Linked DNA regions of Homo sapiens: regions 1 and 2 are each linked to region 3. Evidence: read pairs that join two places in POLR2A ChIA-PET (ENCODE). Cell type or tissue: PC-3. All regions are shown on one strand. Region 1 overlaps PRKCH (protein kinase C eta). Region 2 overlaps SYT16 (synaptotagmin 16). Region 3 has its middle 62 kb from the start of TMEM30B.

The links. Peaks named below come from ENCODE experiments on the same cell type or tissue, not always from the same donor. Only the 100,000 strongest peaks of a DNase experiment are listed, where the experiment ranks them.
Region 1: POLR2A ChIA-PET joins it to region 3 with 9 read pairs; 1 of 35 experiments calls an interaction of 5 or more read pairs at or near these places.
Region 2: POLR2A ChIA-PET joins it to region 3 with 5 read pairs; 1 of 35 experiments calls an interaction of 5 or more read pairs at or near these places.

The regions. Positions count from the first base shown.
Region 1 is chr14:61,509,875-61,517,874 of GRCh38, reverse strand. The region is part of intron 10 of PRKCH (protein kinase C eta); the gene reads right to left. Among named protein-coding and RNA genes, the nearest start is that of PRKCH-AS2, 32 kb to the left of the region's middle. RefSeq lists an enhancer at 4,506-4,675. In PC-3, no CTCF peak of the experiment used is centred here; DNase peaks (open chromatin) are centred at 734, 3,244 and 3,584; H3K4me3 peaks cover 878 bases; H3K27ac peaks cover 6,064 bases.
Region 2 is chr14:61,961,282-61,969,281 of GRCh38, reverse strand. The region is part of intron 1 of SYT16 (synaptotagmin 16); the gene reads right to left. Among named protein-coding and RNA genes, the nearest start is that of SYT16, 150 kb to the right of the region's middle. In PC-3, no CTCF peak of the experiment used is centred here; a DNase peak (open chromatin) is centred at 4,061; H3K27ac peaks cover 1,332 bases.
Region 3 is chr14:61,214,990-61,222,989 of GRCh38, reverse strand. It overlaps a transcript of PRKCH not described here. Among named protein-coding and RNA genes, the nearest start is that of TMEM30B, 62 kb to the left of the region's middle. In PC-3, no CTCF peak of the experiment used is centred here; a DNase peak (open chromatin) is centred at 4,609; H3K4me3 peaks cover 1,282 bases; H3K27ac peaks cover 2,640 bases.

The DNA.
Region 1 (8,000 bases), 290 kb before region 3:
GTATGAAGGACCCCTTACTGGCTGGCTGCCTGCAGGGCATGTGCATGAAGATGACAGAATGGTTTTGAATGAGGAGAAATCAGAACTCAATTCCCTCTTTAACATTAATATCTTAATCACAACCAGGGGTGGCTGTGGCACAGAATAAGCATGGGCAAGGACAGATGGGTCCTGCTAGCTTTATGTTGGACACATGGCATGAAGACCAACAAACGAGTTCATAGAGTGAAACTATTAAATGTTCTAGGGCACACAGTGCTAGGTAAATGCTAGCCATTATCAGCACTGTCACTGTGGCTGTTATTAAATGGATAATGCTATGGCTCTCATCCTCAGGAAGGTAAGCCAGACACCCGAGCTGTCATACAAATACACAGAGCAAAGAGTAATCAGACGTCTTAGCCTGTCTACCCATCCTGGTCCCCTCTAATGGAAACAGTGCTATTCTTACTAGAGGAACACAGACCCTATCAGCACTGAAGCTAGTTCCTCGAAGACATTCGATTGTCAGAAAATAGCAATGTCCTTGCTTTGCCAGCGTTGGAACTTTTCTTCGACTTGGGAAAAGCAAGCAGTGAAAGTTGCAGCCATTTGCTGTCCCAGTGCACGGCCTTGCATAAAGTGTGAAAAGGGAGGTGGTGATGAGGAATGCTTTACGACAGGAAAGAGAAGAATTTACGGGACCAGCCTCAGGAGGGATGTGCAGGCTGCTTTTGGCAATTGGCTATATGCAAACTGTTGCCAGCATTAGTAATGCCTTACACAGTATCAGAGGGGAGGCAGCCTGCCCACTAGAATCAGTACTGTGGCCACCTCAGCAGGTCTCATCTGGTTCCCTGCTATCCCCATTAGAGATTAAACCTGAGCCATCTAAACACAAACCTCTGAAAAACACAAGAAGACACTTGCACTTCAGAACCACTCACAGGCTCTTGGAATTAAAAACATACCTCACATTTTACTTTTAGATTATAGATGATATTGCTTGGTTCTCTAATTATGTTTTGCATAAAAGGCTTTGTTTCTCCCAACTGGATTACAAACTCTAAGGTCAGGTCTGGAATATTTCTCATATTATCTCTAGAATGTCAATCACGGGCTAGACACAAGACGGCAACACACACAGTAAAGTTCAGGGAATTTTACTGATTTCCTACCAATACTGGACTCACATCATAGTAACATGTGCAAAAGACATCACATTTTCCCCTAAGAAATTTCCCTTGGGAGAACTCACTGGTACTTCTTGAGCACTCACTCCGGCCCCAGCACTTGGTTTTGCAACCAAAGGGCCCAGTTTTCCCAAATAGCCATTTAGTTGTTTTCTTTAAGTACTTACACGTGGAGACACTGTCTGAAGAATGTTTCTAATTTTGTGTCATAGCATTCTTAATAAAAGTCATTATTAAATGTGCAAGTGTGAGTCATTATAACTTCCTAAGATCTTAAAAGTAAACAGAATTCAAAAACCAGGAAAAATTTATTTTTTAGCCTATGTGTGTTACTTTTAGTTTAAAAAGTGTCACCACCATACATGCTAGCAAAAGTAGCAGATGACTGGACTAACATTCTTCTTGCCTAAATGCTGGACTAATCTTGACCCAATAGTGGCTATTTCAGTTTGGAGCCCTGTGCCATATAGAGAGATGAGCCAAGGACAACTTCCCAACCATGCTTTTACAGTTGCCTCCCTCAATCTGCTTCCCTCCCCTACCCAAGTGGCTTGGGGAGGTCATACCACATCTCATCTGTCTGTCTGATTTCAATGGGCAGCATATTGTGAGGCTACGGGCACAGACTTTAGAGCCTGATTAGCCGAGTTTAGTTTTAGTTTTACTAGCTGTGTGATCTTGGGCAAGTTACTTAACCACTCTGGGCTTATTTCCTCATCAAGAAATGTAGATAACAACAGTTCCTGCCTCATAGAAATGATGAGTTACTTAATGTGAATTAGGTTTAGCATAGCGCCTGGAATGCATTAAGTGCTGTAGAGCCCTTGGCTATTATTTATTCATCAACAAGAAAGATAATATCTACATGGCCTACTGTCATGATTTTTATAAGAATCAACACTGATAAAGAGTAAAAACAAGCTTCGTAAATTCTAGATAACTACTGTAAGCTTTTGCATTTTGGGCAGGTATGCCTACTATTAAGTGACACATCTGGCTTATAAACTGCTCTCTGGGTAATAGAGCCAGGAGCCAAAGCCAGATGGGTCATACAGTGACATGGTCTGGCACCAGTACCTTGGGCAACGAGCAAAATGCCTCCAGAACTGGTTAAACCCAACCAGCCACAACACCGTCGTCTATTGACATCTCCACTAAGACCAAATTCTGATGCATGAAGATACAGGAATTAAGATCTCTGTTTAGTGTCAAGTGCCCAGGTCAGTACAATGACAAAAAGCTGGTTTAAGTTGAGGTTCATTCGGTTCATCCTAGACTGTCAAACGCCACTGAATTCACCACAGGTGACTGGTTCTGCTAGGTAGAATAAGTTGAACGAGGATAAGGGAAGTCACTGAACCCTGTTGCCATCCACACCACCACAGTGGCTGGAGAACTTTATTTCCATTCTGGAGAATTTCAAATCTCCAGAAATAAAACACAAAATTCCCAGGAAGTGAAACAGTATCTGTACTTCACAACGTAATCAAATAAAATTCAACTGTACAGCCAGTCCTTGTTCTTCACCCCCTCCCTGTCTATTGCTTAGGACCCATACCCAACAGCAGATGCTGGTTTGACACTCAGTGGTGTGATAACACCCAGACCATGCAAGGCCACCTGCAGACTTCTTAAATTTTTCACTGTTATAAACAACTCTGTGATAAATGAAGGAATCTTTTTGACATGTCTGAATCTATGAATATTTTTATCATGTATTTTCACAAATAAGCAATCAACTCCAAGTGCCATGTTCACATTTAAGAATTTATATCAATGCCACTGCACTGGTGTTTGCCTTCCTTGGTCATGGGGACCAAAAGAGGCAGGCAGAGAGAACAAATTTCAAAATCCCGTCTGGGCTGTTATATGACTTATTTCTCCACCTAAAATGCAATATCCATGAGGAGACTCATTGCCTTCGTTTCTATATCTTTATATTTCGGGGTTCCCTTCAGTGCCTAACACAGTGCTTTGCAAATACCAGGCCCATAATAAATGGCTATTAATCTGAACAGCAACTCCCTCCCTGACCATTGGGTTTGGCCAGGTTCCCAGGAGACCGCAGTGAGGAAGGATTAGGGAGGATGTGGGGGGAGCTGGGTGGATTCTGGTTTGTGCTGGGACCCTGGGACCCATCTGGGACCTCTACAGCCAACGTGAAGCTGCTATTGCCTGCAGAGGTCCCCTGTCTTGGGGATGACCTAAGACCAGGACAGCATACTCTGTGGCTCTCAAGTCCACCCCAGACCAGGCGTCAATCCTTCAAGACCAGTCTAGAACCAAACTGATTCCAAGAGATAACAATTTGCCCTGCTTGGTGACTGCCTGCTCATGTTTGGCTTATAGATGAGAAAAACCTTTGTTCCTTTTTTTTTTTTTTTTTTTAAAGGAGAAGAGTATTAAAAATTCCACTGACTGCCCAAACAGGATTTACATGAATTTAACTGGCTACTGCAGGACACAGTGAACTCTTGGAGTGGCTTCTGTCATTAAGACAGGGTCCGTGAGCAGACGGGTCAGCCAGGTTGGGCAGCAGGCTGGTGTCCTGGTATCCCCGGCATGTTCTGATGGACACAGATTCTTCCCTTTCTTCAGAGGCAGTAGGCGTGGGTGAAGCAGGGTAGGCAGGCTGGAATGCTGGTGCTATCTGGTGACTGTTCAGGTGAGTTAGTCAAAGGACAAGAAGAAGAACTGTCTCGAGTTAGAAAGCAGGGACTCTGGTCTTAGCTCTGTCACCTTTCTGGGCCTCAGTTTCCTCATCTGTAAAACGATGGGATGGGACACGATGATATTCCCTCCACATTTCTCACATCAGTCAATCACTATATCCTCACATATGTCCTCCTCTGCCCAGGGCAATGCTACTCAAAGTGTGGTCCACAAACTGCCGCTCATCTGCAAACTGGCGCTGACCCATGGTGAGGTAAAAGTAGAGGCACAGAGTTTTTCGAAACTATTTGACAGTATGACAAACTATCATACTGTCATACTACATGACAATATAAGTCCGCTGAATCTAATAATAAAAATGTGGTCTTCTGTTTTATATGTATTTGGAAATTTCATTTTTCTAGTAATTTACTTTTAATACATTTTATAAAAAGTATTGGTCCTAAACGGACTGAAAAAGGAAAAATTAAAACACATTGATTTATCACCACAGATAAATGGAAGAGCTCATTTCTCTCCTGGGCTGACTTTTTCACTCTTAACTGAAGCTTCTCTGTCTCCAAAGCCTCTGCATCCCTTCCTAGGCCAAGTTTGGTGTCTCTCCGCCTGTGCTCCAATGGTGTTTGGTACACACTTCTAATGACAGCATTTCTTGCACTGATTGCATCTGTTGGTTTCCCTGCAGATCTTCTCCATGCTTATTTCAGCTCTCTAGCCCCAGAACAAGGTACCTGGCACAAGGCTGGGTAGCCAATTAAGTACTAACTGAACTGAACAAGCTCTGAGTTTCTTACCTTAAACTTTGGTTGCATTCCCTTTATTCATACACCCCTTGAGTGTAAAGTGTAAAGTTCTGCGCGTGGTGGATGCTAAGGAACTGAGGAAGCAATGGTGAGAACTGCTTTCTGCATCTGGTGGTAAATCTTTTATGCTACCAATCCCATTGCGCTGTTCCTTTTCCAGCTCTCAGTCTGATCCTACTGTTACTGTAAGTGTCAGCTTGGGCAACACAGTGAGACCCTGTCTCTATAAAATTTTTTTTAAAACTAGCTGGGTGTGGTGGTGTGTACCTGTAGTCCCAGCTACTTGGGAGACTGAGGTGGAAGGATCACGTGAATCCAGGAGTTTGAGGATATGATCATGCCACTGCACTCCAGCCTGGGGGACAGAACAGGATCCATGTCTCCAAATAAATGAACAAACAAACTTATTTAAAAAACCCCCAAAACAAAGAAAATTGGGCTTGTAGGTACAAAAGCCAGTGACTAATGTGTGTGGCTGGTGATTAAAAATCCTTACAAACCAGACAAGACAAATCACTCCTGTATATCTTGTGTAAAATTAAAAGGTCAGCCAGGAAGAAAAGGAATGATGAAATTTCTTAAGTTCTTCATCAAGCTGAAAAGCTCATTTGATGCTTTGGGTATTTTTTAAAAAGGCATTTCATGGAAAACTCCCAAACCAGAAGAGATGGAATATTACATAGGAAACCATTTAAAAGCTCAGAAAATCCTTTAAGTCCAAATCAAAGAATGCAATTCCCATCATATGGAACTCATTTCTTTTTGAAAGTCAGTAAGTCAAAAATTTTTTACTAGGAATCGGCTGGTTCCCTCTGCATTTTTTCCAGAGAAGGCAGTTTGGGAACACAGTTCCAGAACCTCAGCCTCATGAGTTCTACTCCTGGATTTTCCTGGATTTTCTCTCTGAGGCTGTGGAAAAATTCTCTTTCTCTCTCTGCTTCTGAGCCCTGCTTTAAAAAAAAAAAAAAAAAAAAAAAGGGTCATGTGATCATCTGCCCAGTTTCAGGATGTAGTATATGAAATCCTGTCCTCAGAGCTCCCTGAGTGCTTCTGATCCCCAGAGCCAGACAGCCTATGCTCACGTAGAGTTTGTAGAACACAAGAAAGCACCACAGACATGACAAGTGATATATTTTCCCATTAGAAAAGGAACTCTATTCCTCAAATTAAGAAACAGAATCAACTGATGAAAAAAATTTACCAAAATTCAAGATCTGAAAAACATGAATTATTTGAAAGTAGAACATTTTACCTGTCTGATCTAGGTAATAAACAAGCTAGAGTTCCAGCCACTCAGATAAAAACTGCAGTTACACTCTGAGTTTTACAGCCTTTCCACACAATGTTCTATCCACCCACAGAGTCGGGATCCCGTTGACACAGAAGTGAACTTGAAGTTTTTGATCTGGGTTGCGTGACAGATTCCTGACTAGAAAGGTGGTGCTATCTCTCCTCCTGTAACTTTCCACTGATGCAAAGGAGGTCACAAGCGCCAGGAAGCAGCAATGACAAGCATGTGTGGGCAGAGGATCATGTGCCAAGGCAGGGCACAAGCCTTCTCTTCCACAAGAAGCATTTATGCCATCTTATTGGCACACATCGGGGAGGCTGTGCGCCTTTGTAGTTTATGCCATAAAGGAGCCAAGCCTCCAAGCTATAGCTCTGGGGATGCCTTTTCTTTCTTATATGGTTCAGGAGGCAAGGAGCGTTCTTCACCCTGCCAGGCCCTCAGAGGTGAGGACTTGAGCCATCCGAGAGGCTCTGGCAGTTCTGGGTGGGGGGCTGCCCCAATCTGACTCCTAGCTGGCTGGAGCCAGGTGTGACAGGTGACTTGCCTGGCAGGGTGCCCTTTGCCCTCCTAGGAGCTCCCCAGGCAGGCTCTGCAGTGGGCCTTCTAGAGGAGGCTTTGCAGCAGGTATTCACCCTGGGCCACAGTCACCTGCCAGGCATTGGCTCTCAAGACCAGAACCACAGGTTTAATAATTCTACATCCGAACCAAATGGAGACAGTTAATGATCCCACTTGCTAGTGCCAAGGAAAACTCACCGGCTATGTGAAAAGGAAGAACTGATGGATAATATGAGCAGAGGCTCTACTTGAGTCATTAAACCAAAGTAAGATGAGAGTTCACTGTGTGGTGACTCTATTTTCAGGCAAATTGGAGGCAACTAAACACTTAAATCCTACCTAAGTCTCTCACCACCCCTAAGTGTCTCCTCCGGAGGCTCCTCCTCCTCCACCCTCCCTTATAGGATAGCTGGTTCCCTAAGGTTCTGTTCTTGGCTCTTGCCTGGGTTTACTTCCAGCATTCCTGCCACACCATATGGTACCTTTGTGCACATTAGAAAAAGGTGCCCCTTTCTCAAGACATCTGACTGCCATCTGCCAGAAAATTCAATCATTGCACAAATCTACAATGACTAGGATACGGTGGCACTCCCTAGGGTTGTTCAGGGCCCAATCTGCCCAGTTGTGCACAGTTGCCCTGCTTGACACTTTACCTTGCAGTTGAGTCCCGTGAGTTCAAGTATTCCCTTAGACAGATGGCTCCCCAGTCTAAATCCCTATCCTGACACCTCTCTCCGGAGAGCCAGGCCGCATCTCTAACTGCTTTATGGGCAAAACTACCAGAAGTGTTTCTTTAAACACAAAAAAACAAAAACTAAACTGTACTCTGTTGCTATCCCTACTCAGTTAAAAGCTCCTTCACTGGAAATCTCGGAGTCATCTTTAACGCCTACTCCTTGGTCCCCCAACCACATCATCAGACTCCCTTCGATGTGAATCGCTCCCCCTCCTCTTTTCCTTTCTCTTCCCACCATTACTGGCTTGCCCCAAGCTGTGACTGTTTCTTGCCTGACCTATGAGAAGACCTCCTACTTGAACTCCTGGCTTCCAGGCTTACTCCTCTGTTACTTACTCTAACACACTGCATTTATTTCCCGTTAGTCTCTTCCTCAAAAACCTCTGTTGGCTTCTATTGAAAGGCAAATAAAATAAAGCCCACACTTCCTAGCCCAACATTCAAAACCTTCCAGGTTCTCACCCCCATCTACCTCAGCTGCCAGCTCTGCCCTGCTCCTTCCCAGGCTCTGGTCCTCTGATCATACCGAGTCCTCATGATTCCTTAGCACAGGACGCTTTTCTGCCTCCACGCCTCTGTCCCTGTCGCTATGTCTACCTAGCATGGACTTCCCTGTTTCACTGTTAATGGAAAACTTGCATATCAGAATCAAGTGTCATCTCCTCAAGGCCTCCACTGAACCTCTCCATCAGCATTCATAGTTTGTTTTTGTTTGTTTTGTTTTTTTGAGATGGAGCCTCACTTTGTCACCCAGGATGGAGGGCAGT
Region 2 (8,000 bases), 750 kb before region 3:
CCAGAAATTAACTTGTATAAAGGGTTAGATTACAGAACAAATATCAAGAATGATTCAAGGGAATTGGGTATATGTGAACGCTTATGAAAATGAATCTCCTAAGAGCAGCTTTAATCAGTGGGCAGGTTTAATATATGATTTAATAATACAAATAATACAAAGCCTTAATAATATGAAGAGATAATACTCACCTAACCTTACTATCCAGATAAATAGAGAAAAGATTAATCAAACCAATCTCAACACCTTGAAAAGATAAAGAAATAAATGATACTGCCTTACTGAATCAACCTAGTGGCAAGCCAATATAAGAACAAACAAAACAAAACAAAAATAGCAGGCAAGATAATAGCTTTATAGTCTGCAAAATAGCAACAGTGCCTGCTATCAAAACCAACACATACCATGAAAAATAAAGTACATGCATATTGATTATGCCCTCTCCCTTCAGAAGCAGTACCCGGTAGCAGTAGTTATAGGCAAGGGATCAGCAGTCACAGCGCTTGGTTGAAATGACATACCACTTACTATCTGTGTGGCTTCGGCAAATTATTTAACCTCTTTGTGCTTCAGTGTGCTAAACTATAAAAGGAGAAAATAAACACAGCTACATCAAAGATTAACAGAGGTAACACATGGAAAGTAATTGATGTGGCACTTGACAAACAGAGTCCTTAAGTAGGAGTAAACCATCTTTCTCATCACCAACTTTCCAGAGCTACTAAAATATCTAGGAGCAGTCAAATATGGGATGGACCAGCTGCTTTGTACTCAGTCTGAGGTCTGGATCCCATCCTCCTCTTCTCTCTAGCTTTTTGCCCTTCACTCCTATACTGTCAGCCACTCTCCCTTGTGAATGCAGTGTCTTTCTCATTTGCATGAGAAATGAACCAGGTGTCTCCCATCCTTTAAAATTCCCTCCTCACCACCACATGCTCCTCAACCACACCCCTTTATCTTCTTCTTTCCACAATCAACCATCTTCAAAGTATTTTCTGCACTCATCACCATTTTTTTTTCTGAGACAGAGTCTTACTCCATCACACAGGCTACAATGCAGTGGCGCGATCCTGGCTCACTGCAACCTCCGCCTCCTGAGTTTAAGCGATTCTCATGCCTCAGCCTCTTGAGTAGCTGGGATTTCAGGCATGCGCCACCATACCCAGCTAATTTTGGTATTTTTAGTAGAGACGGGGTTTCGGTATATTCCCCAGGCTGGTCTTGAACTCCTGACCTCAAGTGATCTTCCCACCTCGGCCTCCCAAAGTGCTGGGATTACAGGCATGAGCCACCGCACCCAGCCTCATCTCCACTTTCTTACCTCTAAAGTTCCTGGTACTCTATACCTAGATTCCCACTGACCTCCCTGTTTCTAACCTTGCCCCCTCAAGTCCATTCTCCACACAATAGCCAGAACAATCATTCTGAAATGTATAAGTCATTTCATTTATAAGTTTGTTCAATTGCCCTTCTAAAGCCTCCTGTAGCAGGTTGAGCTGTGGCCTCAAGTACATATGTTCACCATGAGTCTCAGAAGGTGACCCTATATGGAATAAAGGTCTTTGAAGATGTAATTAGGGTAAGGATTTTGAAATGAGTTCATCCCAGATTAGGGTAGCACCTAAATTCAATGATGAGTGTCCTTATGAGACAGCAAAAAAAGAAGGCATGGAGAGATGAAAGCCACATGAAGCCCAGGGCAGAGATTCGAGTTACAAAACCTCGAGTTAAGGACTGCGAAGGGTGGACAGCAGTCACCAGAAGCTAGGAGACAGGCACGGAACAGATTCTCCCTCAGAGCCTCCAGAGAACCAACCTGCCAACACCTTGATTTTGAACTGCTGGCCTCCAAAACTGTGAGAGTAGATTTCTGTTGTCTTAAGTCACCAAGTTTGTGGTAATTTGTTGCAATAACAACCCTAGGAAACTAATGCACCATCCAATGGCATCCCATTACCCAGAGGACAAAATCTGAATTCCCTAACTCAGGTTACAAGGCCCTTCATGACCTGGATACTGATTCCAGTCTTTATCGCTCATCATTCTCCAACATCAAACTCTTTCTTGTTGCTGTGTTCACCTATTTCTGGTTCCCCAAACGTAGGTCACACCTCCAGATCTTTGCATATTTCAACTCCCTGGGACAACTGCTCCTCTGGCTAATCTGATACCATGCTTCCTTTGAAACCTTTCTTGTTCTTCTAGACAAAGCTGGATGCTTCTACAGTGTGTTGCCACCTACCAAGCCCTTGACAGCTTCTTCAACCAATTTCAAATGTTAAATTTTAAACTTTATAAGAACAGGGACTATGTCTGAGTTACTCATTGTACTCTCAGCAGCTAGCAAAAGGTAAACATTCAATAAATAATTTGTTGCCTGAATAAATGTTGGAACTCTTCTATGTTACAACACATTGGCCAATGTGCCTGTCAGTGAAAACTCCTGGAAAGACATACCTCAAGGGTGTCAGCAAAACTACCAACATAGGATATGATTTACATTAAGATAGGTCTTAGGAAAAAGAGGATTCATGTATAAGCAGAAACATCTTCATCTTATAATGTCATTAATTAATGAAATTAAATTTTTATTTTTGAATAAAGGATCTTTTTCCATCATAAAAGCAGCATGAAACTCATTACATAAAATCTGCAAAATATGGAAAAAGATAAAACAACTCACTACTAAGATTTTGTGTGCTTCCTTTCAGTCACTTTATCTACATGGCAAATATAAAATTGTAAAGACCTCACTGTTTTGGCTTATAAATATTTGTATTTATTAAAAAGTTTTAATTATTTTTAAATAAGTTAAAGAAAAAATAAGCAATTCATGCATAGAGTAGAATGTTTGGAAAATATTAGAAAATATAAAAATGATGATAATGTTCAATCTTATCACCTGTCACAGTTAATATTTTAGCTTGGTAAATAATTTTTTCTTAACTTTTTTTAATCATAATTGATATACTATTTCATATGCTTATATTAATGAATTTAATGTAAAAACATTCACAGATTGAAGGTAATATGAAGAGATTATTCAATATAATCTCCAAAGACACAAGAAAAAGTGTAGAAAATGGCCCTTATGTTACTCAAAATAACTCTGCTTTTTTGGAGAAGAAACATTTTTGTTAATAACAATTCTTGTAGTAATGGCTTAACTATGGATGGGTATAACATTTTTAAGTAAGTCCCAATATTTTTTTCTTCCCAAAACTATACAGACATTGCTCCATTACCTTTTAGCCTTAATGCTCCATAAATAAGTGTGATGATGCAGCTTACTTTTCGTTACTCTGTGGGCAACAGAATTTTTCAGTCTGTATGCTACTAGAAGCTTTTCCTTTATAACACAAAAATTTTACCAGAATGTATCCTTCTGTGAGTCTCTTTTGTTCATTTTTCCTGGAAGCCAGATTTCATCAGATATCCACAATTTTTTTTTCAAGCTTAGGAGAGTTTTCTTCAATTGCATCTTCGATAATTTATTCTATTTCAACTGCTCTTGTTCCATCTTAAACTACATTACTATTTCTTCAGCTACAAACTTTCATTTTTCCCTATTTGTTTTTTCCTCTACAATCTGACAGATATTAAACATTCCCTACACATTTTCACTAAGTTAAAGAAGTTAAAACATGCTTATAACCACTCTGGCATATGCACTATTATGACCTTTGAATATCTGAGTCAGAGACAAACAGTTAAGATATGGTCTTTCTCCATGCTTTCAGGTTGGGGCAGGGGTGAGGGATGGGGAACACTAGAAATAAGTTCAAGTCTAGCTAAGGAAAGAGAAAGCTTAGTTCAGTTAGAGAGAGGTTAGAGAAAGGCAAGTTTGGTTATTTCAAAAGAGTTCATGTTTCTTCCGGAATCTATTAATTTCAATTTCATCTTTTTCTGTGCTTATGAGTACTTAGTGAGAAGTCTAAAGAAGTGCATGAAGGACTCTTAGCCATAGCTATGTTAAACTGTAGATTTGATTACATGCTTTCTAAATAAGTAGAGTGTCATAGCAATGACTCAGAAGGCGGCAACACAAGACTTATAGGATTGCCTAATCAGGGTTGCACAAAAAGGGCCCTGTTTAGACATGTTTAAAATTCCAAATGTAACTCAGCAATTCCACTCCTAGGTATGCACCCAAGAGAATTGAAAATGCAGTCATACCTTGGATATAGTGCAGGTTTAGCTCCAGACCATCACAATAAAGCAAAAATCACAACAAAGCAAGTCACACAATTTTTTTATTTCCCAGTGCATATAAAAGTTATGTTTACACTATACTGTAGTTTCTTAAATGTGCAATAGCAGGATATCTTTAAAAAACCATGTGCATACCTTAATTAAAAATACTTTATTGCTAAAAAAAAAAAAGCTAAAAATCACTGATCCCTCAGTGAAACATAATCTTTTTATTTATGGAGGATGTCTCAATGTTATGGCTGTTGAATGATCAGGACAGGTAGTTGCTGAAGGTTGGGGTGGCTGTTACCTTAAAATAAGACAACAATGAAGTTTGCCTCATCAACTGACTCTTCCTTTCATGAAAGATTTCTCTGTAGCATATGATGCTGTTTGAGAGCATTTTATCCACAGCAGAAAGTCTTTCAAAATCCTCTCAAACTCTTCCACTGCTATATCAACTAAGTTTACGCAGCATCCTAAATCCTTTGTTGTCATTTCAACAATGTTCACAGCATCTTCACTAGGAGTGGATTCTATCTCAAGAAACCACTTTCTTTGTTTATCTATAGGAAGGCCACTTTTCATCTGTTCAAGTTTGACCATGAGATTGCAACAATTCAGTCACATCGTTAGGCTCCATTTCTAATTCTAGTTCACTGGCTATTTCCATCACATTTGCAGTTACTTCTTCCACTGAAATCTTGAGCCCCACAAAGTCATCCAAGAGGGTTAGAATCAACTTCTTCCAAACTCTTGTTAATATTGATATTTTGACCTCCCATGAATCATAAATGTCCTTAATAGCATCTAGAATGGTGAACCTTTCCAAATGTTTTCAATGTGCTTTGCCCATATGAGTCAGAGGAATCACTATCTATGGAAGTTATAGCCTTGCAAAACATATTTCTTAAATAATGAGCTTGAAAGTTGAACTTACTCCTTGAACCCATTGGCTGCAGAGTGGATGTTGTGTTAGCAGGAATGTAAACAACATTTTTCTCCTTATACATCTCCATCAGAGCTCTTGCATGACCAGGTGCATTGTCAGCGAGCAGTAATATTTTGAAAGGAGTCTCCTTTTTCTGAGCAGTAAGTCTCAACAGCGGGTTTACAATATTCAGTAAACCATCCTATAAATAGATGTGCTGTCATCCAGGCTTTGTTGTTCCATTTCTAAAGCACAGGCAGACAAGACTGAGCATAATTCTTAAGGGTCCTGGAATTTTTTGAATGGTCAATGAGCATTGGCTTCAATTTAAAGTCACCAGCTACATCAGCCCTTACCAACAGGGCCAGCTCGCCCTTTGAAGTTTGAAGCCAGGCATTGACGTCTCCTCTCTAGCCATGAAAATCCTAGGTGGCCTCTTCTTCCAGTAGAAGACTGTTTGGTCTACATTGAAGATCTGATCTTAGGTAGACCATCTGTATAACTTGCTGCTGCTACATCAGCACTTGCTGCTTCACCTTGCTCTTTCATGTAATGGGGATGGCTTTTTTCCTTGAACCTCAGGAACCAACCTCTTCTGGCTTCAAGCTTTTCTTCTGCAGCTTCCTGACCTCTCTCAGCCTTCATAGAATTAAAGAGACTTAGGGTTTTACTCTGGATTAGGCACTGCCTTAAGGGAATGCTATAGCTGGTTTGATTTTCTATATAGACCACTAAAACCTTCTCCATATCAGCAATAAGGCTGTTTTGCTTCCTTATCATTTGTGTGTTCACTGGAGTAGCACTTTTAATTCTCTTCAAGACTTTTCCTTTGCATTCACAACTTGGCTAGCTGTTTGGTACAAGAGATCTAGCTTTTGGCTTATCTCAGCTTTGGGCATGTCTTGCTCATGAAGTATAATAATTTTCAGCTTTTGATTTAAAGTGAGAGACTCTTGCTTTCACTTAAATACTCAGAGGCCATTGGAGGGTTGTTAATTGGCCTAATTTTAATATTGTTGTGTCTCAAGGAATAGGAAGGCCTGAGGAGAGGGAGAGAGATGGAGGAACAACTGGTCAGTGGGGCAGTCAGAACTTACACAATATTTATCGATTAAGTTATTCCATGGACACTATTGCAGTTCTAGAAATTGACCCTAAGGAAATGGAGATACATAAACTGCTTGACAAATACATCAAAATAACCATCTTTAAAAAGCTCAGTGAGCTATAAGAAAACACAAATAGACTAATTAAATCAGGAAAACAATATGTGAGCAAAATGAGAAGTACAACTAATAAATAGAAGCCAGAAGAAATAAAGAACCAAACACAAATACTAGAATTGAAGATACAATGTCTGAACTGAAGAGAGAGCTTCAACTTACTCAAGCAGAATAAAGAATGAGTGAACTCAAAGACAAGTCATCTGACATTATCCAGTCAGAGGAACAGAAAGAAAAGAATGAAAAGAGTAAAGAAAGTTTACAAGACTCATGAGACACTCTCAGGTGAACAAATATATGCATTATGGAAGTCCAAAAAGGAGAATATAGAAAGGGGCAAAGAGTATATTTAAGGAAATAATCACCAAAACTTCCTAAATACTGGGAGGAACATAGACATCCAGATTTATGAATCTCAAAACTCTCTAGATTGAACACAAAAAGATCTATACCGAGACACATTAGAATTAAACTGTCAAAAGTCAAAGAGAAAAATTTTGAAAGAATCAAGAGAAAAGCCACATGTCACATTCAAGAGACGCCCAAACAGACTATCAGATAATTTCCCAGCAGAAACCTTGCAGGACAGAAGACAATGGGATGATATAAGTACTGGGAGAAAAACTACAAAACAAAAATATTTACCTGGCAAAACTTTTTTTTTTAACTTTTAAGTTCAGGGATATATGTGCAGGTTTTTTATATAGCTAAATTGGCATGTCACAGGGGTTGGTGTATAGATTACTTCATCACCCAGGTAATAGGCATAGTATCCAATAGGTGGTTTTTCAAATCTTACCCTCCTCCCATTCTCCATCCTCAAGTAGGCCCTGGTGTCTGTTGTTCCCTTCTTTGTGTCCCTGTGCTCTCAATGTTTAGCTCTCACTTATAAGTAAGAACAGGCGTTATTTGATTTTCTGTCCCTGTGTTAGTTTACTTAGGATAATGGCCTCCAGCTCCATCCATGTTGCTGCAAAGGACATAATCTCATTCTTTTCTATGGCTATGTAGTATTCCACAGCATATATGTACCACATTTTCTTTATCAAGTCTACCATTGATGGGCATTTAGGTTGATTCCATGACTTTGCTACTGTGAATGGTGCTGCAATGAACATATGCATGCACGTATCTTTATGGTAGAATAATTTATATTCCTTTGGCTATATACTCACTAATGGGATTGGTGGGTTGAATGGTAATTCTGTTTTAAGTTCTTTCAGAAATCACTAACCTGCTTTCCACAATAGCTAAACTAATTTACATTCCCACCAGCAGTGTATAAGTGTTCACTTTTCTCCACAACCTTGCCAGCATCTGTTATTTTTTGACTTTTTAATAATATTCATTGTGACTGGTATACGATGATGTCACTTTGTGGTTTTGATTTGCATTTATATAATGATTAGTGACATTGAGCATTTTTTCACTTACTTGTTGGCCACGTGTATGTCTTTTGAAAAGTGTCTGTTCATGTACTTTGCCCACTCTTTAACAGGGTTGCTCATTTTTGCTTGTAAGTTTTTTTAAGTTTCTTATAGATTCTGAATATTAGACCTTTGTTGGATGGATAGTTTGCAAATAGTTTCTCCTATTCTGTAGGTTGTTAGTTTACTCTGTTGATAGTTTCCTTTGCTGTGCAGAAGCTCTTTCCT
Region 3 (8,000 bases):
AAGAGGGGAAAAAAAAAGGCGTCCTGACAGGCTGAAAATATCTCCCAGGTTTTCCAAGTCTCTTAAATGTTATAGGTGTGAAACTGGCCACTGGGAATAAAATGTGGAAACAGAAATAGCTCAATTAGACGAATCTTTGAGGTTCAAATTTCATGAGTTCATGAGAGCTCTTTGGTCTCCCAAGAAGACAGAATATAAGCAAGAAACTGAAAGCTTTTTGTCCATGCAGAGTTTATTTTCTCAAACACTGCTTATCCATTGTCGAACTAACAGTCTTTGTTGAAAGACTACCTCATGATACATTTCAGGTAGAAGTCGAATATTTTATGCAATCATATCTCCCCATGAGGAAACCCATTCAAAGCTCAAATGATTCACACACAAAAAAGTTCATGGAGTTGTTCATGTCTGAACACACAATTCTCAGGAGACACATTAGCTTGTTTGACACGCCAGAAAGTACAGTGTTTTTGTGCAAATATTTTAATACAGGAAATATGAGTCTAGTCTGTATCTTTCTAAGTCCATGGATATGAGGGAGTTTTGAAGTAAAATGCCATTTATTGTCTTAAAAACATAAAGAGATGCAAATGAGGATACTACCAATAAAAATGCTTCTCTGATCTACACAACACCAAATAAATAACAAAAACACACACTATCAAGTAGGGATAACAGAACTAAAGTAAGACACTGAGCAACCAAGAATAATTTTGAAAGATTTCCTTATGAAAATCATTTTTAATGATCCTGGATGCACTAATTTCATGATTAAAACACAATAACACACATCAAATTGTGCAGCAAAAAGCAATGCCTCTGGGAGGCTCAGAACCAGTCTGACAACTTTTCTGTGATTAGAAAGGGGCAAATATCACTTTACAGACTCTGTTTTTTCAGAAGGCAGGCGTCAGCACTCTTTGGAGACCAGGCAAGAGCAGGCAGTGTGTGGGAGGGGGCACTGCAGGCTGCCTTCTACTTCCCCCCATCTCAGACCCGAGAGAACCCTTAGGTGATGAGGGTCACATGGGATGGCAATCTCTGTGGACCGTTTGGATTATAAATATTCTCCCAGGCTGCCTTTTAGCAAAAAGTCACTTAGGGAAATATGCACCTGAAACCCTTCCTTCTCCCATTGGGCAAGTGTTTTAGAAAATGATCTGACAAAGCTGCAGCAGGAAGGAAGAGGAAGGGAAGATGCTCCAGAGGCTGAGGACACAGGGGTGACACTGGGGGGTCTGGAGGGCCTGACTTGGGTGGAGGATGTCACCCTTCCAAAGAATCTTAGAAGCTGCTATGAAGGCCACTAGGCATGGGCTAGGGAGATTCTCTAAGTGGGGACCAAGGTCCTATCCCCGGGGAACAGAGTGCCAGCTACAGAATCTGTGCAGGAAGAATATAGGCAGCAGCGGTTCTCGGGCAGGCATCACTTTAATATGCCCCCATCGCTGTCACGACAAAGAGGAGCAAAGGAGAGAAAAGAATGGGGAGGGGGCACATGGAGGGAAGCACATGAAGGGGGCACACGTCAATATTTTCCCAAGCAGAAAATGAGAGCAAACCAAGAAGGAAAAAGGGAGATGAAGATGAGAGAGAAGAAAAAGCAGGGCTAATAGATATATCCACCATCCAAACACAATTCCAATGATTTTGTCTATACTTGTAACCCATAATGTTAATTTAATGGGAAATCCCTAGAGAAGCAAGCCTCCAAAGACAAGTTCCATGAAGCAAATGTCTCTGGCTCATCAGGGATCTGGCAGCTGGGTTCTTCTCATTCTCGGTAACCCGTGGGCTCTCCAGCTCCCTCTGAGCCGATCGCTGTTGGAGGGTTCCCCACCTTCTCAACGACTTTGTCCCATTTTCTTTCATTTCTTTTAAACTAATCTGAAACCCCCACCTTTGTCCTAAATTTTCAGCTCCAGATTCATTTTTTTAAAAAATGACCTGCCACCACAGCATGTAATTTTTATAAATGTCTGCCCAACACTAGCGGCACCAAGTAATAAGATTCAAATCCCTACAGTGACATTATTCTGCCAACCCTTCCCCTTTCCCGAGACTTACCAGAACGTGGGCTGTCTGCCAGGGAAATATAATAAAATGTGAGAACAGGAATAAATAAAAATTAAACTTTAAATTCTGTATCTTTGCCTGTTTCATTTTCTTCCTTTTTCTTTTAATCCTTTCCTTTCCCCCTTTTCTCTTATCATCATGTTAATTTTTAGCTAACTCTGCTTTTGCCTCCCGTGTTGATGATGTGAATATATCTGCTCTTTCCTTATGAATTTCTAGGTGAGCAGACTAGACTGCCTTATGCACCATGCTAACAATTTTCCTCTCGTCGTTTCTTACTATATCCTCCTGTGTGGAGTTGGTCCATCCTAGCTAAGCTCTTCACTGTCCTTTATGTCCAGTGCCATGATTCTTGGTCTTCTTGTTGGCTCTTGCAAATCTTATCTGGTTTTTCACTGTCCCAGTGTATCCTTCTGGTCACCGATTGTAAGGCCTCTCTGCATTTCCTGTTGTGTTTCTTGAGAAATCTCTTTAATCCTCAAATGCCCTGTCTTTCCTAACTAGCATGAGGGATGATTTGGGGCTTCCTTTCCTTCATCCAATCTAATAGGCTTCTACTGTTGTTTTTTCCTCCCATTTTGTCCAATAGCTATAGCTCTGGCCGAGGTGATCAAAAAAGTTCCCCTCTTGGGTGTACACCTGCTAGGAAGACTGTGCTCCCTGACAGAGGAGATGTCCTTGGATGAAGGCGATCAGGAGCCTTCACCTCTCACAACCATTTCAGGAGTGTGGTACATTTGGTAGGAATTGGAATTTGTTGTAGGAGCAGATTTGGTTTGGGAGAAAGCAGGGATGGTGAGGCCCTGGGACTGTCTGCCTTCCCAGGGCTTCTCCAGTACTGTGGCAGCGTCTCCCATGAACCGCTGAGCTGGAAGATATTGGGACCCTACACCAATGCATTCTTTAGTCCTTTAGTGAAAGGAATATACCAGAGGCCTCCCAAGGAATGTAGTCAGGTTGCAGGTTCTCTAGTCTTACATACTAAATTCATCTGAGCATTGCAACCTCCTTGAGCCTTCTGACTCCTTTCTCAATATTACACCAAAGCAGCTCTGCCATCTCCACCTCATTTTTCATGAGTCATTTTCCATGCAGGCCTTAAACAATAACAATGAAATAAGATTTATAAAGAAGCTTCGTTATAAAGCTGAAAAACTTGACACAATGCTCTTAATGATTACAGTTAGGGAAAATTATAACAACTCAAATGTTTTATGTTTTGTATGTTTCTGTTTTTTATTTAATGATGGGTAATATAACTAGTAGGTTAACAAAACCCTAAGATATAAAGGAACTGATCTATATAATGACAACATTTTAAGCATTCAGCCTCTGGCTTATAGGATGGTACACACTGACAGCCATCACCCAGCTTACTCATGAGGCTAACTAACTCCTCACCTGGTCAAAGTGACAGAAAACTGGTATTAAAGAGAAATCATGAACCAACAGAAACAGAGATGACTCAAGGCTTACAGATGGAGCCTTACAGGAGCTGACACCCCTTGCCTCCGTGGGAAGGAGGTAACACAAAGAACAGAATGGCTCTTTCACTTCTGAAGCATCATTTACAATATGGTTGCCATTCCATATTTGGAACATTTATACTAAAAGATTTCTTATTTATATGAAACTCAAATTTAACTGGGCATCTTGTGTTTTATCTGGTAACCCTAATAATACACAACTACCACATGAATACTTCACTCCTCCAGAGGTCCAAGGACAGCTATCTATCTGCTAATGAGCCCCTATAACACACCTATGGAGATCCAAATTCATTCTCAGCTTCAGAGCCAAAGGAGGTTGTTGAAGTCCAATGTCGGGTCATTTCCAGCCACAGCTTGGACTGTTTACTTCAGGGACACTGATTAAGTCATATATTACAAGGAAGCCTCCCATTGCCCCTAATTCAAAACAGCTGGGTCAGCTTCTCCTGCCAGCCAAGGCTGCGGTGGAAGCCTCAGGAGGGGACTGTATTTCGAAGGAGGGCAGTCGGGGGATAGGTTTAATATTGAGCAAGGACATCTCTTGATGCTCCTGTGGAAAAGCTCTTTATAGAGCATCGGGTTACAAAGCCTCAGTTAGGTGGGGGGTGAAGAGGGACAGAGCATCGGGGGAGCACTGGAGAAATCACTGAAACATTTGACGATCAAAGAATTCAGCCTGTCAAATGCCATGATATTTTTTCAATGAGGAAACAAGCTCACATTTTCCCCCTGAGGGCTTAGAGACAAAAGCCAAGGTTCAACTAAAAATTTTAAAGACTTTTTTTTTAAGCTGCCAAACTCTCTGTCTGTATATGCTTTGCTTCCACTTAAGCTCTTTTTCCCTTGAAATTGGGGGGCGGTGGGGCAGGAGAACATTTTATTTTGGTGAACCTGGCCAGTGTGGAATGTACAAAAGCATACATTTGTGCCCATAAATCTGGTTCATTTACTTAGCAAAGCATATTCATTTCCTTACCAAAGCTTCTTATCCCAACAATGAAGGCGGATGTTTTACTAAACCTATAAGGTGAGAAAGGGGGTAGCTCAGTCATGCTTCCGTTTCTTGTTTGCTTTCTTCCCAGAAGCTTACCTGCACGGCACAGTGTTGAAGAGGGTATAGGGTTGAAAGGTAACGAGACAGAGACAGAGAGAGGGAGAGAGGAAGAAAGGCCGACAGCATGGGAAGAAGATTGTGATGAGTGGGGCAGATGTATTTTCCCTCCCTTTAAGAAATATTTCAAGTTTTGCTTTTTTTGGAGAGAACCCAGCTTGTTTTAACTTCATTTTCCAGTAGATAATGCTTCTATGAATTTGGTTGAACTAGAGAATAGAAATGAAAGAGAAGTCAAGGTAAGCATGCTGGGGAACGAAACGCGCCGGGTCCGAGTAGTTCCACATTCATGTCTACTGACCATGAACATAACATCAGCTCTGCCAGAGAAATAAACAGAAGATAAAATCAAAACTCAATCTTCATATGGTTCCAAGACAGGCCCTGTATTTGTCTTTGCATGAGATTTAGCATATCTGTTCTAGCCTGAAAGAAGTTTAAAAGAACAGGAATTCTTTTAAAAAGTAGAAGAGGGGTTTTCAAAGAGCAGAAGTTGCTTGTCAAATATCCCGGCTGACATCTGAGCCAGCCCTGTGGATACTGAGTGCACATCTGTGTATCACAGGACAATGTTTTCATTCTTTCAAATGCCAGAATAACCTTCCTCCCTGGCCTGGCCCCAACTTCTTCTGGTACACATCAGGAAGGTTCTGGTGGCATTCCCATTAGTTAGTGAGGAGGAAGAAGCTGATGATGTTCCTGTTGAGGCTGAGGTGATCCTATGGAGAGGTTGGGAAGATGTGGAAACAGGAAATAGAGGAGGCCGGACTAAGCAGACACAGAGCTGCTCCTCTAAGTGCGAGTGGAGACTCAGAAGAAGAACTAGCACTAATCTGCCCTCTACACTATGAGTTCCTTTTTTCGTTTCTCTTTTATTTTTTATCTTATTTATTTAGTTTTTGAGACAGGGTCTTGCTCCGTCACCTAGGCTGGAGTGTAGTGGCATGAACATGGCTCACTGCAGCCTCAACCTCTCACTGCAGCCTCAACCTCCCGGGCCCAACTGATCCTCCTGCCTTAGCCTCCCCTGTAGCTGGGACTACAGGCATGGGCCACCAAACCAAGCTAATTTTTAAAATCTTTTTTAGAGATGGGAGAGACTCACCATCTTGTCCAGGCTGGTCTCAAACTCCTGGCTCAAGTGATCTTCATGACTCGATCTCCCAAAGTGTTGGGATTACAGATGTGAGCCACCACGCCCAGTCTGTCTCTCGCTCTCTCTTTTAAAAATGGAAACACAGCTCACTTTTAGTAAAGGGTGCAAATCTAAAGTGTAGAGCTTGATGAATTTTTACAAATGTATATGCCGATCTAGCTACCTCCAGATTAAGGTATAGATCAAGGGCTCCAGAAAGAGTTCCAGAAAGACACAGCCCTGGCCATAATATTCCACAGTATGCAACCGTTTTACATTTTTAAACGCCAGAATAACTTTGTTCCCTGACCTGGCTCCAAGTTTTTCTCATAAAGAAACAGCCATATTAGATTAACTATAATTTTTTAAAAATTACCTTACTTTTGTACACCAGGCTACACAGAGTAACTGAAAGCTCTTTCTCTCATGTTCGAGCCGAGTCAAAACCATCCACATGACAACATCTCAAGAACCAGCCCTTCGGCAGCCCAGCTTCTCTTAAGCCTAGAAAGCTGTGAAGGGGTTGCCAGGGGAGTGAAGTAAGTGTGAAGTGTAAACTTGGAAAAGTAGAGGTGAAATTTGCTGGGCTCCCCATCCTTCAGAAGTTCTGCAAACATCTCTGTCCTTCTGTCCACAGCTGCTTCTTATTTCTTTGCAACCTTTGACTTTTCTGGTTTTTTAATTTTTTTTAATTTTTGTTTTTTTTTTGAGACAGAGTCTTGCTCTATCACACAGGCCGGAGTGCAGTGGCCCAATCTCAGCTGACTGCAACCCCACCAACCCCACCCTGGTTCAAATGATTCTCGTGCCTCAGCCTCCTGAGTAGCTGGAATTACAGGCATGCACCACCACATCCAGCTAATTTTGTATTTTTAGTAGAGACAGAATTTCACCATGTTGGCAAGGCTGGTCTTGAACTCCCGACCTTAGGTGATCCGCCCTCCTCGGCCTCCCAAAGTGCTGGGATTTACAGGCATGAGCCACTGTGCCCGGCCCCAATTTTTTAATTTTTTTATCCCCAGGCTTTTCACCAACCTGACAGCAAAAGGTGGCTAGGATCTGAATAACAAAATAAATGTAAAGAGAAATGCCCCAGAAATGCTGCAAACCCCAAGCCACACATTTTATTAGCCAGCAGGGTGTATAAAATTTGCTAACAATTTTTATGCTGCAAAGTTGGGCAGAGTAGATTGTGGAATCCCAGAAGCCCTTGTTGTTCTCCTGGATGCGTCTTAAAACCCTTACCAGTTCTAAGCAGCAGTCTCAATTCTGCGACTGGCACAAGGGTATTCTATATTACACAAAATTGGATACAGCTTGAAGAATGGGACCCATTCTTTGGCAGATATTTAGAAAGCTTTGGCACATACTTCTAAATATCTGCCAACGCTTTATTGCAACATAGAAAGTGGAACATAGCTATAGCAGGGTCGTACTCTTCTATCGAAACATGGCAAGCCCTGAAAGGGAGGCAGACCTCAGGGCAGAGGCTTCAAAAAGTCACACAATTAAATAACAAGCACTTATCAAATACCTATTGTTCATAAATATTTTATTTAACCAATAAATATAAATATTTATTGAGCATCTGTATTAGTTAGGGTTTTCTAAGGAAACAGACCAATTGGATATTTTTATATGTCAAGAGGGAGAGAGAGAGATTTATTTTAAGAAACTGAGTCATAACTGTGGGTGGCAAATTTGAAGGTTACAGGGCTGGCTGGCAGACCAGAAATTTAGGTAAGAGTTGATGTTGCAGTCTTGAGTCTGAAATCCACAGGGCAGGCCAGCAGTCTGGAAACTTAGGCAGGGTTTCTCTGATGCAATCTTAAGGCAGGATTCTTTCTTTGGGAAGCCTCAGTCTTTGCTCTAAGGCCTTTGGTCAGTTGGATGTGACCCAGACCCACCTACATGATGAAGAGTACTCTCCTTTACTTAAAGTCTACTGGTTGTGAATGTTCCTCACATCTAAAAAAAAGACCTTCACAACAACATCTAGACTGTTGTTGGAGCAAAGAACTTGGCACCACAGCCTAGCTAAAGCTGAGAGATGCAATGAACCATCACGGCATCTAACTGTTTAATCACTGTGCTAGGGTCTGTGGATAATGCCCAGGGAAAATAAGAAACAAGGATTAATAAGATAAATGCAATCGATCTTTAATTGGCACAGAGATTAATAATCCCT